Linked DNA regions of Homo sapiens: region 2 is linked to region 1. A link is a loop called in an ENCODE intact Hi-C map of the cell type or tissue named here. Cell type or tissue: PC-3. All regions are shown on one strand. Each heading gives the region's core, and the rest is flanking DNA. Links, peaks and the distances in the headings are about the cores only.

Region 1 (8,820 bases), core at 821-8,820:
GCATTTGTATATGTGATAAGGTATTTTTATCCAGGATATATGAATAACTTTCACAACTGAAGAATAAACAGACAAATAACCTAATTTACAAATAGGCAAATGATCTAATAGGCATTTCCCCAAAGAAGATATACAAATGGCCAATACACACATGAAAAGGTGCTTGACAGCATTAGTCATCAGGAAAATGCAAACCAAAACCTTGAGATACCACTTTACATCCATCAGGATAGCTAGAATCAAAAAGTTCATAACGACAAGTGCTGGCAAAGATGTGGAGGAATTGAAGCCCTCATACATTGATGGCGAAGTGCAGCTGTGTTAGAAGGCAGTCTGTCAGTTTCTCATATGATTGAACATAGAATTTTACCGTATAATCCAGCAGTTCCACTTCTAGGCATATACCCAAGAGAAATGAAAACACATGTTCACACAGAAACTTGCACATGAGTGTTTATAGCAGCATTGTTCATAATAGCCAAATGGTGGAAACAACTCAGTGGATGAATGAATAGATAAGTAAAAAATTGTATATCCATATAATGCGATATTAGAACTGAACTATAACACAACACTGATGAACCTTGAAATCTTGTGCTGAATTAAAGAAGCCAGTCACAAAAGACCACATCTATTTGATTCCACTCCTATGAAAGTCCAGAATAGGAAACTCTATAGCGACAGAAATTAGATTAGGGCTGAGGAAAGATGGGGAATAGGAGAAAATGGGTGGATGGCTGAAGGATACAAACTTTTTTTGAGGTAATAATGTCCTGGCCTGGCACGGTGGCTCGTGCCTGTAATTCCAGCACTTTGGGAGACTGAGGCAGGTGGATCACGAAGTCAGGAGTTTGAGACCAGCCTGACAGACATGCTGAAACCCCATCTCTACTAAAAATAATAATTAAAAGAAGTAGCCGGGCATTGTGGTGTGTGCCTGTAATCCCAGCTACTCAGGAGGCTGAGGCAGGAGAATCACTTGAACTGGGGAGGCGGAGGTTGCAGTGAGCCAAGATCGCACCACTCCACTCCAGCCTGGGCAACAGAGCAAGACTCCATCTCAAAAAAAAAAAAAAAAAAGTTCTAAAATGGACTGTTTTGATGGCTGCACAAACTTGTGAATATATTAAAAAGTATTGAAATGTACACTTTAAATGGGGAAATATATGGTATGTAAATTATGTCCAAGCTAAGTTGTTTTCTTTTTAAACACTGTATTGGAAGTATAGAAAAAATGATACGGGGCCAGACTGATCTGAGTTTGAATTTTTGCTCCAGTATTTACCAGCCTTGGATCTGGATTAAGTCCCTTTGATCCTCTAAACCTTGTTTTCTCATCTATAAAGTGAATACATTGATTATACCCACCACAAAGAGTTATTTTGGGAATTGAGATAATGCATATCAAGTGCTTAGCCTCATTGCCTTGTACATAGTAGGCACTAAATGACTGTTAACTGAATGAAATATTCAGGGAGCACACAGCCAGATGTAAACACGTAGAGCAGATGCCCAGGGCCCCCAGAGATTATTCAGAAGCCTGCAAATAAATTTGTTAGAAGAGCAGATTTTGTCCTTTGGTGAGGACAGCTTTCCAAAGGGATAAAACCTATTTCAAAGCCCTAAGGATAGGGACACCCAGGCCAATCAATTAGTAGTAGACATTTTTTCTGGGTGGGAGTGGGGATGTTCTTTGCATGGTTAGATTCTAATAAATGGGCCCTCCTGCATCTGCCCACCCTACAGGGAATGGGGACAGTGGACTTCCCTCCTTCCCTCTGCACATTCCCTGACCAGAAGGTCCAGGGGAAAGGATGGGCAGAGAGCAGAGTAGTTACATAGGTGTGATGGGCAGAGGCCAGATCTCCCTCCAGGTCATGAGGAGACTCACGGCAGATCTCAGTAGATGGAAGTGTTCAGCCCCGAGGACAGCCATCTCTGCACAGGAGAAATTCTTCCATGTAGGGAGGTTTTGAGGACTTTGGCAACAGCAGCCAACATCATTTGCAGAGTGTAAAGGTCTCTGAAGGTGAGTGGGGGAGAAAACATCCACTCCTTGATGGAGCTGGTGTCGAGTGAGGGTCCTGGCAAGAAAAGGGCTACACTCTCTAACCAAATCCCAGACAGGAGCGAGGGCTTCTGCCTCATTTTTAGCCTTTTCTTATCTCTGATTGGTATTTTGGTTGGTGAGGCTCTTGGGATCATGCCACACACTTAACTCTACCCCAGAGACTGCGACCCTAGGCACACATTTATACAGTTCCCCATGGTTTCCTAATGTTCATTTGAAATAATTGCCTTTTTCATAACCTGTTCTTTCTAGTCCTTTGAAAACAAATACGTAATCTATTCAGCTTATCCATTTGCTTAGGTTTAATGACATTTCTTTCTGATGAGTGAAGAATCTACTGGGGGTGTGGAGGGAAGTGTTATAAATATACACTTTAAAAATTTTCTTTCATTGTAAATGGGTTTCAGTGGTTCATACTTTAAAATGCAGAAATAAGTTGACTAAAAGAATTAGTGTGTATCTATCCTCAGGTGTTTGCTGTCCTCAAGGAGATTTTCTTTTCTTTTTTTTTTTTGAGACAGGTTCTCCCTCTATTGCCGTGACTGGAGTGCAGTGGTGCTATCAGTGCTTCCTGTAGCCTTGACCTCCCTGGCTCAAGCAATCCTCTCACCTCAGCCTACCAAGTAACTAGGACCACAGGTGTGCACCACCTCGCCCAGATAATTTTTAGGTTTTTTTTTTTTTTTTGGTAGAGACGAGGTCTCATTGTGTTGCCTATGCTGGTTTCAAAATCCTGGGCTCAAGCCATCCTCCCACCTCTGCCTCCCAGAGTGTTGGGATTACAGGTGTGGGCCACCAAGCCTGTCTAATAGTTTTACTTTGAAAGAAAAATTGGAAAATACAGAGCCATGACTCTCGCCTGGTGGTAAAGCCAGCACCTTCGGAATGGAGGAAAGATCTCCCAGATGCAGGGTTCAGAATGAAATAGGAGCATTGGCTGAGCATATGCCAGGGACCTCACTGGGCACGCACAGGGCCTCACTTACTCAACGCAGACACTCCCTGAAGTGGGTGCTTGTGCACCATTGTGATGAGCTCATAGGCTCAGGCAAGTTCAGCAATCTGTCCCGGGTCACCCAGATAATAAGTGGAAGATGAGATTCAGACCCAGTTCTGTGCAGTTCTAAAGCCCGGGCTTTCCCAGACCAGCAGACTAAGGCTCGGCCCATCTAGGGAGGGCTCAATACTTGGAAGGCGCTGGTCAGCGCAGAAGCGAGGCTGGTGGGCATGTGTCCTCGGGGCAGGGTCACAGGCATCAGCCCACCAGGGAGGTGTTTCCAGCCGGGGTTACGGGGTCTCGGGGTGTTCCTGAATGTGGGAGTAAAGTCCCTCACCCTGACCATCTCGGAGTCTGTGTCCAGTAATATCCCTTGTTATCTGGAAGATACTCCCCTATTAATAGGGAGTATCTTGGTTTGCTGACTTGGTACCCATCCCCAGACAGGAGTATCTTTTCTATTATAAATGAGTAACTTGCTTTCTGCTTTATGAATCATTGTCCACATAATTTTGTCACCATGAATGTATCACCAGGAGTCTGTTACTACATAGTATAAGAATTTAGAGTTTTTAAACCTAAGATACTGAGGTTAAAACTGTAGACTTTGAGGTTCTCCCCATGAGGGGTAAAGGGTTTAGGGGGAAATTAGGTTCTACATCTGAAAAATAAAGTCGAAAAGATGTGGCCAAGGGAACTACTGAGGGGGTCAGGAACCAGGTAGGTGATGTTTATCAGGATGGGGAGAGGGAGTAAAAGAGGGTCAGGAGCAAGATAAGGGCAACAAATGCTTACCCAGCATTCATCTAATGAGATGACAATTCTTGTCTCCATTTTACACAACAGGAAACTGATGCTTAGAGAAGTTACACAACTTGATTAGGATCAAACAGCTAATATTTGGCAAGGCTGGGACTTGAACCTCATTTTCCGGATGCTAGTGCCCAGTCACTTTCCATAATGCCAAATGGCATCTCAGAATCCCAGCACCTCTTCTCTAAGTGCTTTCCCGGTTTTCCTCAAATCCGGAAACTGTTGGTCTTTTGGGCAATTCTGAGCACAGCCACTAAGTGGCGACATTGCCCGACTATGGCTCAGCCCTGTTTCTCTGGGGAAGAATGGGGGAGGGGAGGCAGTCGGAGTTGCCCTGTTGTGTGTTGTGCTGTGTGTGGGGCTTTCTTCTATCTATTTAGTCCTCCCAGCAACCCTGCAGAGGAGGTATTATCCCATTTTCCAGATGAGGCCATTGAGGATGTGCTGGATGACAGAGCTTAGCGGTAGAAGCAGGGATGGAATCAGTGTCCCGCTGGATCCCAAGTTCTGCCTCCAAGCATGCTGGGCTCCCAAAAATAAAGTCATTTTGTGCCCTCAAATTTTAGTCTGGTGGGGAGGTAGATGGGGGAACTCCCTTCAGCCTGGGCTTGGACGGCCTAGTGAAGAAGGGTGGAGGAGAAGTAACCATGCCTTTCCTTCGGTTACTGGAGGGAAGAATTAAGTTTTAAAGTGGAAGTTAAGTACAGTTAAAATTACTCTGGTGTTGGGACAACTGGATTTCCACATGCAGAAGGGTGAAAATGGACCTTCATCTCACTCCATGTGCAAAAATCAACTCAAAATCAATTAAAGACTTAAATATAAGACCTGAAATTATAAAACTACCAGAAGAAAACAAAAGCAAAAAGAAATAAATAGGCTTACGTTAAACTAAAAGGCTCCGCCCAGCCAAGGAAACAATTAACAGAGTGAAGAAACAATCTATGGAATGGGAGAAAATATTTGCAAACCACGCATCTGATAAGGGATTACTATCCAAAATATATAAGGAGTTCAAACAACCCAACAATAAGAAAACAAAGAATCTGATTAAAAAGTAGGCAAAGGATCCGAATAGACATTTCTCAGAAGACATATGAATGGCCAACGAGTATATGAAAAAATGCTCAAAGTCACTAATCATCAGGGAAATGCAAATCAACACCAGTGAGCTATCACCCGACACCTCTTAGAATGGCTATTATCAAAAAGATGAAAGACAGCAAGTGTTGGTGAGGATGTGGAAGAACAGAACCCAAGTACACTCTTGGTGGGGATGGAAATTAGTACAGTCATTAGGGAAAATAGCATGGAGGGTCCTCAAAAAATTAAAAACAGAACTACCGTATGATCCAGCAATCCTGCTTCTGGGTATATAACCAAAGGAAGTGAAATCAGTATGTTGAAGAGATAGCTGCACTTCCGTGTTTATTACAGCACTATTCCCAATAGCTGAGATACGGAATCAACCTAAGTGTGCATCAAATAATGGACGGATAAAGAAAATGTAGTATCTATACACTGTGGAATACAATTTAGCCATTAGAAAGAAGGAAATTCAATCATTTATGACAACACGGATGAACTTAAAGGACATTACGTTAAGCGAAATAAGCCAGCATGGAAAGAAAAATATCTCATGACCACACTTACATATGAAAGCTAAAAAGTTGAAGTCATAGAAGTAGAAAGTAGAATGGTGATTTCCAGAGGTAAGGGCACAGTGGGAGGAGATGTTGGACGAAGGATACAAAATTTCAGTTAGAGAAGAATAGTAAGTCCAAGAGATCTATTGTAAAACATGGTGACCATGGCTAATAGTAACACACTGTATTCTTGGAAATTTACAAGAAAGTAGATTTTAAGTCTTCTCATCTCTCTCACACACACACACACAAACACACACACACGATAAGTATGTGAGGTAATTAATGTATAAGTTAATTAGTTAGATGTAGCCATCTACAATGTTCACGTATTTAAAAACATGTTGTGTACAAAAATATACATGATTTTGTCAATTAAATAGAAAATAACATTTTAAAAATAGAAAAATAAATACAATTACTCTTGTGAATCCCTTAGAGTTTTTCCTGCTTTAGAAGAGCCTGCATTTTCTTCCTGATGAAACAGTTGGCTGATGTTTAGGGGCCATGCTATGTGAAAAATGTGCCCTTCACATTTAAACATTAGATGCACTCGTGGACAGTGTGTGCTGGAGCCAGCTGGAAACCACTTGTGAGCTGGTTTTGTTCATCTCCTCCCAAATCTATATTCACAGTCATGATGTTGGTAGCTTGAAATCAGCCAAAGTGGGGTATTTACACCACAGAAATTGCCAAGTGCTTGAAACCAGGGCTCTTCGCTCCTTGAGAGCTGGCCTTTAATCAGATACCAGCAAACCATGGGCACCCAGAAAGGTGGGTGGGAACAGAGAGATGGACCAAGGGAACCATGGATTTACAAATTCCAACTCATATTCACGCCAAGGCTTTAGGTATTTGAGCGAAGTTGATTCTAGTGGGGTAGAATTGCTACACAATTTAAACTGTTACTTTTTTCTCTCATTTTTCTTTGCTGAGGGTAAAAAACTGCATTTCAGAAGTTCAACCTGTACCTGAGGTGCCTCCCCAGCAAGCAAGATGGCTGACGCTGGAGTGTGTCTTGGGCCCAGCCCTGAGCTGGAGCCCTGCAGGCTCCTAAGGAGGTGGGCACCACACAGCCAGGGTGGGCTGCGCTGTCAGCTATGGAACAACAGCGCACACCTGACTGCTCAGGGCCGCCTGAAGACAACTAAAGGAGAGGAGCTCTCCTTCATTTTTCCACAGAACACGTAGCTTGGGCCACTTGTGGGCTGAGGTGTCTGTCGGAAGGGGAGGTGCTGGGTGAGGCTGTGCTCTCTGTGAAGCCACCTAGGAGCTCAGTGACAGCAGCAGATGGTGACTGGACAGGAAGGGAAGTCTCCTCCAGTGCCAGGCTCAGGTGTGCTCAGTAAATATGTGCTGCATGACAAGCAGTCCAGGCTGCTGCCTGTAGCTTAGCTGGAAGCTGCTGTCTTGTTCCAGAGCATACATGAGAACCTCAGGGTATTCATGGATAACAGCTAAGAGTGCTGGTAGGGCCCAGAGCACCTAATTCACCTGGGACAGGTCGGGGATGGCTCCCCAGGGCCATGTGAGCTGCATGTGGAAGGGACAGCAGACATTTGACAGGGGATGGCAGGGAAGGCTCTTATGCAGGTGGGAAGGCTGGAGGCTGACAGGGCATCCTTCTGTGGTCCATAAGGGATGGGGCTAACCCCTGTAAATGAGGAGTTGTTTTCCCAATGAACAGCTCCTGCTGGGCTCTCCCTCCCCTCTGTGCCCCATCGAGAGGGGGCTCAAAGGTCTGTGGGCACGTTCTGGGGTTGCAGGTGGGATCTGCAGAGACCACAAACTTCCCTGGTGGGTGGAATAGCTGTGGCTTGAGTCCTTGGTGGGTTTGGAGGTTGGAGTAGGTGATGTGGTCGGTCCTCCTCTGATGGATGAAAGAAACCAAGAACCGAGAGGGAACTCTTGAGATAAAGGAAGTCCTGCAGAAAGGCAGCAGTCTGCTGTGGTTGGGGTGCAAATGTCACCAACACAGTGACGTTGGGCAGAAGCTGGCCCTACCACAGGCCCGAGCCATCTCTCCATCAGTGGAATCTTCCTCCATCAGAGGAATCTCCATACTGTTCTCCATAGTGACTGTACTAATTTACATTTCCACTAACAGTGTACAAGAGATGGATGTCCCAGTTACAGGAATGTAATTATTACACATTGTATGCCTGTATCAAAACATCCCATGTACCTCATAAATAGATACACCTATTATGTACCCATAATAATTAAGAAGAAAAAAATTTAAACAACGAGGGGGGCTTTCCTGAGACTCCACTGCCCACACCAGCTGCCTGAGTTCTCTCCAGACCATACATTCAGGGATTTTTCCTTTTTGTGTTTGAAGAGCCCTCCGTTGTTGGTGTCAGAGGAGGAAATGCCTGGCTTCTGGAAGGTTGGTGTCTGGAGCTGGTGGTGGGTGGGGGTTGACTGTATCATACATGGACCTCCCACAAAGCTCCCTGCCTCAGCCCCACTTCTCACCCAACCCTGCATCCCACCTGGCCTCTCTGAGCTCAGAATCCCTGCGGGTTCCTCTGGGCGGACAGCTTCAATCCCTGCTGGGCCCCTATTTGTGTATTCTAAGTCAGTGATTCTCAAACTTAGCTGTGCATTGAGCACACTGGGCTCCCCTGGGTCCTTAAAGGAAAACTGTTCCCTGGCAGCCACCCCAGAGATTCTGATGTGGTTGGTCCAGAGTCTGGCACTATCTTTCTAAGCCACCTCTTCCATCTCTCTCTGAGATTCCAGGCCTCTCTGGTCTGCTCATTAGCTGCCAACCAGTCTCACCTTCATGTTGTGATTTAGAGACTAAAGCAACATAAATGTACTATATTATTTTTAAGAAGCTTAGGGAATGATGGGAGGCATATGCATGTACTTGGTTCATGAATATCTTGAACAAGAAGTCCAAAGCCTAATTTCAATTGTGATTTACATGCTCAACTTAACTTTACATGTCCATTTACATGTCCAACTTAATCTCCAACTACTCCTTCTCTGCACTCTATAATTTAGCAAATACAAACAAACTCCAAGACCACTCCCTTCCTCCCACCGACACACTTTTTCCCACAATCATAAAGTTACTCATGCTGCTCCTGTGATAACGTCTAAGCACTGAGACCAGCTATGGCTGAGTTTGGATCAGCACTCAGGGATTCCAGGGCCCCGGTCAGCCTCTGCCTCTTCTTAACCTCTGCTCTAAGAGGGCTATCACAGGTTTTTTTTTTTTTTAATTTTAGTTTAAGTTACTGGATCCATGTGCAGAACGTGCAGGTTTGTTACATAAGTATACA
Region 2 (8,820 bases), core at 1-8,000, 110 kb after region 1:
GACCTACTATATTAAACTATCCTTTCAGAATGACCTACTAACCGGGCATGCTGGCATGCACCAATAGTCTTAGCTACTTGGGAGGCCTAGGTGGGAGGATTGCTTGAGCCCAGGGATTTGAGGCTGCAGTGAGCTATGATTGTGCCACTGCACTCCAGCCTGGGTGACAGAGTGATACCCAATCACTAAACAAACAAACAAAAACCCTATTCTTTCCTTTTTCTCAGCTCTGGAACACTGTATATAACATAAGAATTTTATTTTTCTTGGCCATTTAGGAGTCCTCACTCCTAAAACCGTATGTGCTCCATGCCCTTTATAAGGACAAATCTTTGGCTACCATTTTAATTTCTTCTAGGGTTATGGGTCCATCATACATGGACCTCCCACAGCTTAGTTTGAGTATCACTGACCTAGAATACACAAATAGGGGCACAGCAGGGATTGGAGCTGTCTGCCAAGAGGAACCCGCAGGGATTCTGAGCTCAGAGAAGCCAGGTGGGATGCAGGGTTGGGTGAGAAGTGGGGCTGAGACAGCCCCATCCCTTGTGAACCACAGAAGGCCGCCCCATCAGCCTCCAGTCTGCCCACCTGCACCCAGTCCCTGAGTAAGACCCTTCCCTGCCATCCCCTGTCAAATGTCTGCTGCCCCTTCCACATGCAGCTCACATGGCCCTGGGGAGCTGGCTCTGACCTGCCCCAGATTAATTAGGGGCTCTGGGCTCCCCCAGTACTCAGAGCAAGTTGTCAATCATCTGTGGTGTAACCAGGTGCCCTGGCTCTGCCTGCCCTCTGCTGATGCAGGACCAGGCCCCATGAAGAGGTGAGGTGGGGAGGCCCTCACTCTCAGTATATTAGTCAGCTCAGCTCAGGCTGCCACAGCAAAGACCACAGCCCGGGAAGCTTAAACAACATATGTTGATCTTCTCACAGTTCTGGAGGCTAGAAGAACAAGGCTAAGGTGCCGGCAGATTGGGTGTCTTGGAGGCCTCTGTCTTCCCCCAGTGTCTTAACCAGGTCTTCATGTGCGCCTGCTTAAACTCCCAATCTCCTGTTCGTATAAGGACATCAGGTGTATTGGATTAGAGCTCACTCATTTGACCTCAGTTTACCTTCCTCATGTCTTTAAAGGCCCCATCCCAAATACAGTCACATCCGAAGGTCCTGGTGCTTAGCACTTCCATCCCCAGCTGCATTCTGTGGGGAACAATTCGGTCTATAGCACTGAGGTTCACCCTGGTGCAGGGTGGGCACCTGAGACTGGGGGTTGTGCTGCCCCACCCCAGTTCCAACCCTGCCTGTGAACATCCTGGGGTTGTCAGGAACACACAGGAACAAGACAAGCAGCTTCCACCTAAGCTACAGGTGGCAGCCTGCTCTGATTGTCATGCAGCACATATTTACTGAGCACACCTGAGCCTGGCACTGGAGGAGACTTCCCTTCCTGTCCAGTCACCACCTGCTGCTGTCACTGAGCCCCTAGGTGGCTTCACAGAGAGCACAGCCTCACCCAGCACCTCCCCTTCTGACAGACACCTCAGCCCACAAGGGGCCCAAGCCACATGTCCTGTGGTAAAATGAAGGAGAGCTCCTCTTCCTTAAATGTTATCAGGCGGCCCTGAGCAGTCAGGTGTGAGCTGTTGTTCCATAGCTGACAGCGCAGCCCACCCTGGCTGTGTGGTGCCCACCTCCTTAGGAGCCAGCAGGGCTCCAGCTCAGGGCTGGGCCCCAAGACACACTCCAGCAATCAGCCATCTTGCTTGCCAGGGAAGGCACCTCAGGTGCAGGCTGAACTTCTCAAATGCAGTTTTTCACCCTCAGCAAAGAAAAATGAGAGAGAAAATAACAGTTTAAATTGTACAGCAATTCTACCACAATAGAATCGACTTCGTTCAAATACCTAAAGCCTTGGAGCGAATATGGGTTGGGATTTGTAAATCCATGGTTCCCTTGGTCCATCTCTCTGTTCCCACCCACCTTTCTGGGTGCCCATGGTGTGCTTATATCTGTTTAAAGGCCAGCTCTCAAGGAGCAAAGAGCCCTGGTTTCAAGTGTTTGCCAATTTCTGTGTGGCTGATTTCAAGCTACCAACATCATGACTGTGAATATAGATTTGGGAGGAGATGCACAAAACCAGCTCACAAGTGGTTTGCAGCTGGCTCCAGCACACACTGTCTGTGGGTGGATCTAACGTTTAAACGTGAAGGACACATTTTTCACATAGCATGGCCCCTAAACACCAGCCAACCATTTCATCAGGAAGAAAATGCAGTCTCTTCTAAAGCAGGAGGAACTCTAAGGGATTCCCAAGAGTAATTGTATTTATTTTTCTATTTCTAAAATGTTATTTTTATTTAATTGACAAAACCATGTATATTTATTGTATATGACATGTTTTTAATACATGTACATTGTAGATGGCTATATGTAGCTAATTAACATATACATTACATCACATACTTATGTTTGTGTGTGTGTGTGTGTGAGATAAGAACACTTAAAATCTAATTTCCTGTAAATTTCCAGGAATACAGTGTGTTACTATTAGCCACAGTCACCATGTTTTAAAATAGATCTCTTGGACTTATTATTCTTCTCTAACTGAAATTTTGTATCCTTTGCCCAACATCTCCTCCCACTCCCCTGCCTCTGGTAATCACCATTCTACTTCCTACTTCGATGACTTCAACTTTTTAGATTTCATGTTTAAGTGAAGTCATGAGGTATTTTTCTTTCTATGCTGGCTTATTTCAATTAACATAATTTCCTCCAAGTTCATCCATGTTGTCATAAATGACAGAATTTTCTTCTAATGGCTAAATTGTATTCCACAATGTATAGATACTACATTTTCTTTATCCGTTCATCATTTTATGCACTCTTAGGTTGATTCCATATCTCAGCTATTGGGAATAGTGCTGCAATAAACATGGAAGTGCAGCTATGTCTTCAACATACTAATTTCACTTCCTTTGGATATATACCCAGAAGTGGGATTGCTGGATCATACGGTAGTTCTGTTTTTAATATTTTGAGGACCCTCCATGCTGTTTTCCCTAATGACTGTACTAATTTCCATCCCCACCAAGAGTGTACTTGGGTTCTTTTCTTCCACATCCTCACCAACAGTTGCTGTCTTTCATCTTTTTGATAATAGCCATTCTAAGAGGTGTGGGGTGATAGCTCACTGGTGTTGATTTGCACTTCCCTGGTGATTAGTGACGTTGTGCATTTTTTCCTATACTCATAGGCCATTTTTATGTCTTCTGAAAAATGTCTATTCAGATCCTTTGCCTATTTTTTAATCAGATTCTTTGTTTTCTTATTATTGGGTTGTTTGAGTTCCTTATATATTTTGGATAGCAATCCCTTACCAGATGCCTGGTTTGCAAATATTTTCTCGCATTCTGTAGATTGTTTCTTCATTCTGTTGTTTCCTTGGCTGCGCAGGAGCCTTTTAGTTTAATGTAATCCTATTTATTTCTTTTTGCTTTTGTTTTCTTCTAGTAGATTTATAATTTCAGGCCTTATATTTAAGTCTTTAATTGATTTTGAGTTGATTTTTGCACATGGTGTGAGATAAGGATCCATTTTCACTCTTCTGCATGTGGAAATCCAGTTGTCCCAACACCAGAGTAATTTTAACTGTATTTAACTTCCACCTTAAAACTTAATTCTTCCCTCCAGTAACCAAAGGAAAGGCATGGTTACTTCTCACCCGCCCTTCTTCTTCACTAGGCCGTCCAAGCCCAGGCTTAAAGGAGTTCCCCTATCTACCTCCCCACCAGACTAAAATTTGAGGGCATAAAATGACTTTATATTTGGGAACCCAGGATGCTTGGAGGCAGGACTTGGCAACCAGCCGGACACTGATTCCATTCCTGCTTCTACCGCTAAGCTCTGTCATCCAGCAGATCCTCAATGGCCTCATCTGGAAAATGGGATAATACTTCCTCTGCAGGGTTGCTGGGAGGACTAAATAGATAGAAGAAAGCCCCACGCGGACGGGCGCAGTGACTCACGCCTGTAATCCCAGCACTTTGGAAGGCCGAGGCGGGCGGATCACGAGGTCAGGAGATCGAGACCATCCTGGCTAACATGGTGAAACCCCGTCTCTACTAAAAAATACAAAAAATTAGCCGGGCGTGGTGGCGGGCGCCTGTAGTCCCAGCTACTCTGGAGGCTGAGGAGGGAGAATGGCGTGTACCCGGGAAACGGAGCTTGCAGTGAGCCGAGATCGCACCACTGCACTTCAGCCTGGGCAACAGAGCAAGACTCCGTCTCAAAAAAAAAAAAAAAAAAAAAAAGCGCTACGAACAGCACAACACACAAAAAACAACAGGGGATCTTCTACTCCCTCCCTTCCCCCATTCTTCCTAGGAGAGACAGGGCTGAGCCATAGTTGGACAATATCGCCACTTAGTGGCTGTGGTCAGAATTGCCCAAAAGACCAACAGTTTCTGGATTTGAGGAAAAAAGGGAAAGCATTTAAAGAAGAGGTGTTGGGATTCTGAGAGGCCATTTGGCATTATGGAAAGTGACTGGGCACTGGTATCTGGAAAACCAGGTTCAGGTCCCAGCCTTGCCAAATATTAGCTGTTTGATCCTAATCAAGTTATGTAACTTCTCTAAGCATCAGTTTCCTCATGTGTAAAATGGAGACAAGAATTGTCATCTCATTAGATTAACTCTGGGTAAGTGTTTATTGCCTTTCTTTTGCTCCTGACCCTCTTCCAGCCCCCTCTCCCCATCCTGATAAACATCACCTTCCTGGTTCCTGACCCCCTCAGTAGTTCTCCTGGCCACATCTTTTCTACTTTATTTTTCAGATGTAGAACCTAATTTCCCCCTAAACTCTTTACCCCTTATGGGGAGAACCTCAAAGTCTACAGTTTTTATCCTCAGTATCTTAGGTTTAAAAACTCTAAATTCTTATACTATTTAGTAACAGACTCCTGGTGACACATTCGTGGTGATAAAATTATGTGGACAATGATCTCTAAAGCACAAAGCAAGTTACTCATTTATAATAGAAAAGATACTCCTGTCTGGGGATGGGTACCAAGTCAGCAAACCAAGATACTCCCCATTAATAAGGGAGTATCTTCCAAATAACAAGGGCTCTTGCTGGACACAGACTCCGAGATGGTCAGGGTGAGGGACTGTTTCTCCCACATTCAGGAACACTCCGAGACCTCGTGACCCCAGCTGGAAACACCTCCCTGGTGGGCTGATGCCTGTGACCCTGCCCCGAGGACACGTGTCCACCAGCCTCGCTTCTGCGCTGACCAGCACCTTCCAAGTATTGAGCCCTCCCTAGATGGGCCAAGCCATAGTCGGCTGGTCTGGGAAAGCCCGGGCTTTAGAACTGCACAGAACTGGGTCTTCCACTTATTATCTGAGTGACCCGGGACAGATTGCTGAACTTGCCTGAGTCTGTGACCTCATCACAATGGGGCACAAGCACCCACTTCAGGGAGTGTCTGCGCTGAGTAAGTGAGGCCCTGTGCTTGCCCAGTGAGGTCCCCGGCAGATGGTCAGCCAATGCTCCTATTTCGTTCTGAACTCAGCGTCTAGGAGATCCTTCCTCCACTCTGAAGGTGCTGGCTTTACCACCAGGCCAGAGTCCAGGGCGCCCCCTCGTGGCTCTGCATTTTCCAAATTTTTCTTCAAAGTAAAACTATTGGACCGGATTGGTGGCTCACACCTGTAATCCCAGCACTTTGGAAGGCAGAAGAGGGAGGATGGCTTGAGCCCAGAAGTTTGAAACCAGCGTAGGCAACACAATGAGACCTCGTCTCTACAAAAAAAAAAAAAAAAAAAAAAAAAAAAATCTAAAAATTATCTGGGCGTGGTGGTGCACACCTGTGGTCCTAGTTACTTGGCAGACTGAGGTGAGAGGATTGCTTGAGCCAGGGAGGTCGAGGCTACAGGAAGCACTGATAGCACCACTGCACTCCAGCTGGGGCAACAGAGGGAGACCCTGTCTCAAAAAAAAAATGTCCTTGAGGATAGGAAACCCCTGAGGATAGATACACACTGATTCTTTTAGTCAACTTATTTCTGCATTTTAAAGTATGAACCACTGAAACCCATTTACAATGAAAGAAAATTTTAAAAGTGTATATTTATAACACTTCCCTCCACACCCCCAGTGGATTCTTCACTCATCAGAAAGAAATGTCATTAAACCTAAGCCAATGGATAAGCTGAATAGATTACGTATTTGTTTCCAAATGACTAGAAAGAACAGGTTATGAAAAAGGCAATTATTTCAAATGAACATTAGGAAACCATGGGGAACTGTATAAATGTGTGCCTGGGGTCACAGTCTCTGGGGTAGAGTTAACTGTGTGGCATGATCCCAAGAGCCTCACCAATGAAAATAACAATCAGAGATAAGACAAGGCTAATAATGAGGCAGAAGCCCTCACTCCTGTCTGGGATTTGGTTAGAGAGTGCAGCCCTGTTCTTGCCAGGACCCTCACTCGGCACCAGCTCCATCAAGGAGTGGATGTTTTCTCCCCCACTGGCCTTCAGAGACCTTCATACCCCGCAAATGATGTTGGCTGCTGTTGCCAAAGTCCTCAAAACCTCCCTACATGGGAGATGGAAGAATTTCTCCTGTGCAGAGATGGCTGTCCCCGGGCATGAACACTTCCATCTCCTGAGATCTACCCTGAGTGTCCTGATGACCTGGAGGGAGATCTGGCCTCTGACCATCACACCCATGTAACCACTCTGCTCTCTGCCCACCCCTTCTTTCCCCTGGACCTTCTGGTCAGGGAATGTGTAGAGGAAAGGAGGGAAGTCCACTGTCCCCATTCCCTGTAGGGTGGGGAGATGCAGGAGAGCCCATTTATTAGAATCTAACCATGCAAAGAACGTCCCCACTCCCACCCAGAAAAAATGTCTACTACTAATTGATTGGCTTGGGTGTCCCTATCCTTGGGGCTTTGAAATAGGTTTTATCCCTTTTGGAAAGCTGTCCCCACCAAAGGACAAAATCTGCTCCTCTAACAAATTTATTTGCAGGCTTCTGAATAATCTCTGGGGGCCCTGGGCATCTGCTCTACGTGTTTACATCTGGCTGTGTGCTCCCTGGCATATTTCATTCAGTTAACAGTTATTTAGTGCCTACTATGTACAAGGCAATGAGGCTAAGCACTTGATATGCATTATCTCAATTCCCAGAACAACTCTTTGTGGTGGGTATAATCAATGTATTCACTTTATAGATGAGAAAAGCAAGGCTTAGAGGATCAAAGGAACTTAAGACCCAAGGCTCGTAAATACTGGAGCAAAAATTCATACTCAGGTCAGTCTGGCCCCATATCACTTGTTCTATACTTCCAATACAATCTTTAAAAAGAAAACAGCTTTGATTGGACATAATTTACATACCATATATTTCCCCATTTAAAGTGTACATTTCAATACTTTTTAATGTATTCACAAATTTGTGCTGCCATCAAAAGAGTCCATTTTAGGACATTTTCATTACCTCAAAAAAAGTTTGTATCCTTCGGCCATCCACCCATTTTCTCCTATTCCACAGCCCTGCGTAACCACTAATCTAATTTCTCTCCCTATAGTGTTTCCTATTCTGGACTTTCCTCAGCCCTGGGTAACCACTAATCTAATTTCTCTCTCTATAGTGTTTCCTATTCTGGACTTTCATAGGAGTCGAATCAAATAGATGTGGTCTTCTGTGACTGGTTGCTTTAATTCAGCACAACATTTCAAGGTTCATCAGTGTTGTGTTATAGTTCAGTTCTAATATCCCATTATATGGATATACAATATTTTATTTATGTATTCACTCATCCATTGTTTGTTTCCACCATTTGGCTATTATGAACAATGCTGCTATAAACACTCATGTGCAAGTTTCTGTGTGAACATGTGTTTTCATTTCTCTTGGGTATATGCCTAGAAGTGGAACGAACTGCTGGATTATATGGTAGAATTCTATGTTCAATCATATGAGAAACTGACAGACTGCCTTCTAACACAGCTGCACTTCGCCATCAATGTATGAGGGCTTCAATTTCTCCACATCTTTGCCAGCACTTGTCATTATGAACTTTTTGATTCTAGCTACCCTGATGGATGTGAAGTGGTATCTCAAGGTTTTGGTTTGCATTTTCCTGATGACTAATGCTGCCAAGCATCTTTTCATGTGTGTACTGGCCATTTGTATATCTTCTTTGGGGAAATGCCTATTAGATCATTTGCCTATTTGTAAATTAGGTTATTTGTCTTTTTATTGTTCAGTTGTGAGAGTTTTTCATATATTCTGGATAAAAATACCTTATCACATATACAAATGCAAATATTTTCTCCCATCTGTGGATTATGTTTCCATTTCCTTTTAAAAAACTATGTCCATGTTTTATTGTATTGTTACATTCTCTACCTTTAAAAAAATAGTTTGAACCGAAAGGTCTTGAAGGCTTAAGATGGGGACCCTGGTAGGGACTGACCACAGGTGCCAGAAAAGGATTTGCTCAGAATCTTCTTAGAAATCTTCCGTTTTTCACAATTCCAGGATGGGGTAAAAGGTGATAGTTTCACTCCGCATTCCCAGATGGGCTCATCTGATGATGAGAAAACAGCCCTTCATGGAGCATATGTATGCAGAGAGAACCCCATGTTAAAAATAACTGACACACATAATCTTTAATTACAAACGATAAATGCTTGAGAAGCAAAACACTGCAGATCAGATGTAGTATGAAGGAGCTGGGAACTGGGAGGAAATGGACGTGACATTCCAGGCAGAGGGAGTGGTGTGTGAGAAGGTCTGAGATAGGAGGG

Evidence for each region. Peaks named below come from ENCODE experiments on the same cell type or tissue, not always from the same donor. Only the 100,000 strongest peaks of a DNase experiment are listed, where the experiment ranks them.
Region 2: it touches region 1 in a loop (10-fold over the local background); 98 of 110 quality-filtered maps call a loop at or near these places.

The regions. Positions count from the first base shown.
Region 1 is chr1:157,373,300-157,382,119 of GRCh38, forward strand. No RefSeq gene overlaps it. Among named protein-coding and RNA genes, the nearest start is that of LINC02772, 100 kb to the left of the region's middle. In PC-3, for the core only: CTCF peaks have their summits at 4,137 and 4,337; a DNase peak (open chromatin) is centred at 4,132; H3K27me3 peaks cover 6,369 bases.
Region 2 is chr1:157,485,136-157,493,955 of GRCh38, forward strand. No RefSeq gene overlaps it. Among named protein-coding and RNA genes, the nearest start is that of FCRL5, 63 kb to the right of the region's middle. RefSeq lists an enhancer at 5,447-5,586. In PC-3, for the core only: CTCF peaks have their summits at 4,439 and 5,631 (motif pointing left); DNase peaks (open chromatin) are centred at 4,416 and 5,616; H3K27me3 peaks cover 1,786 bases.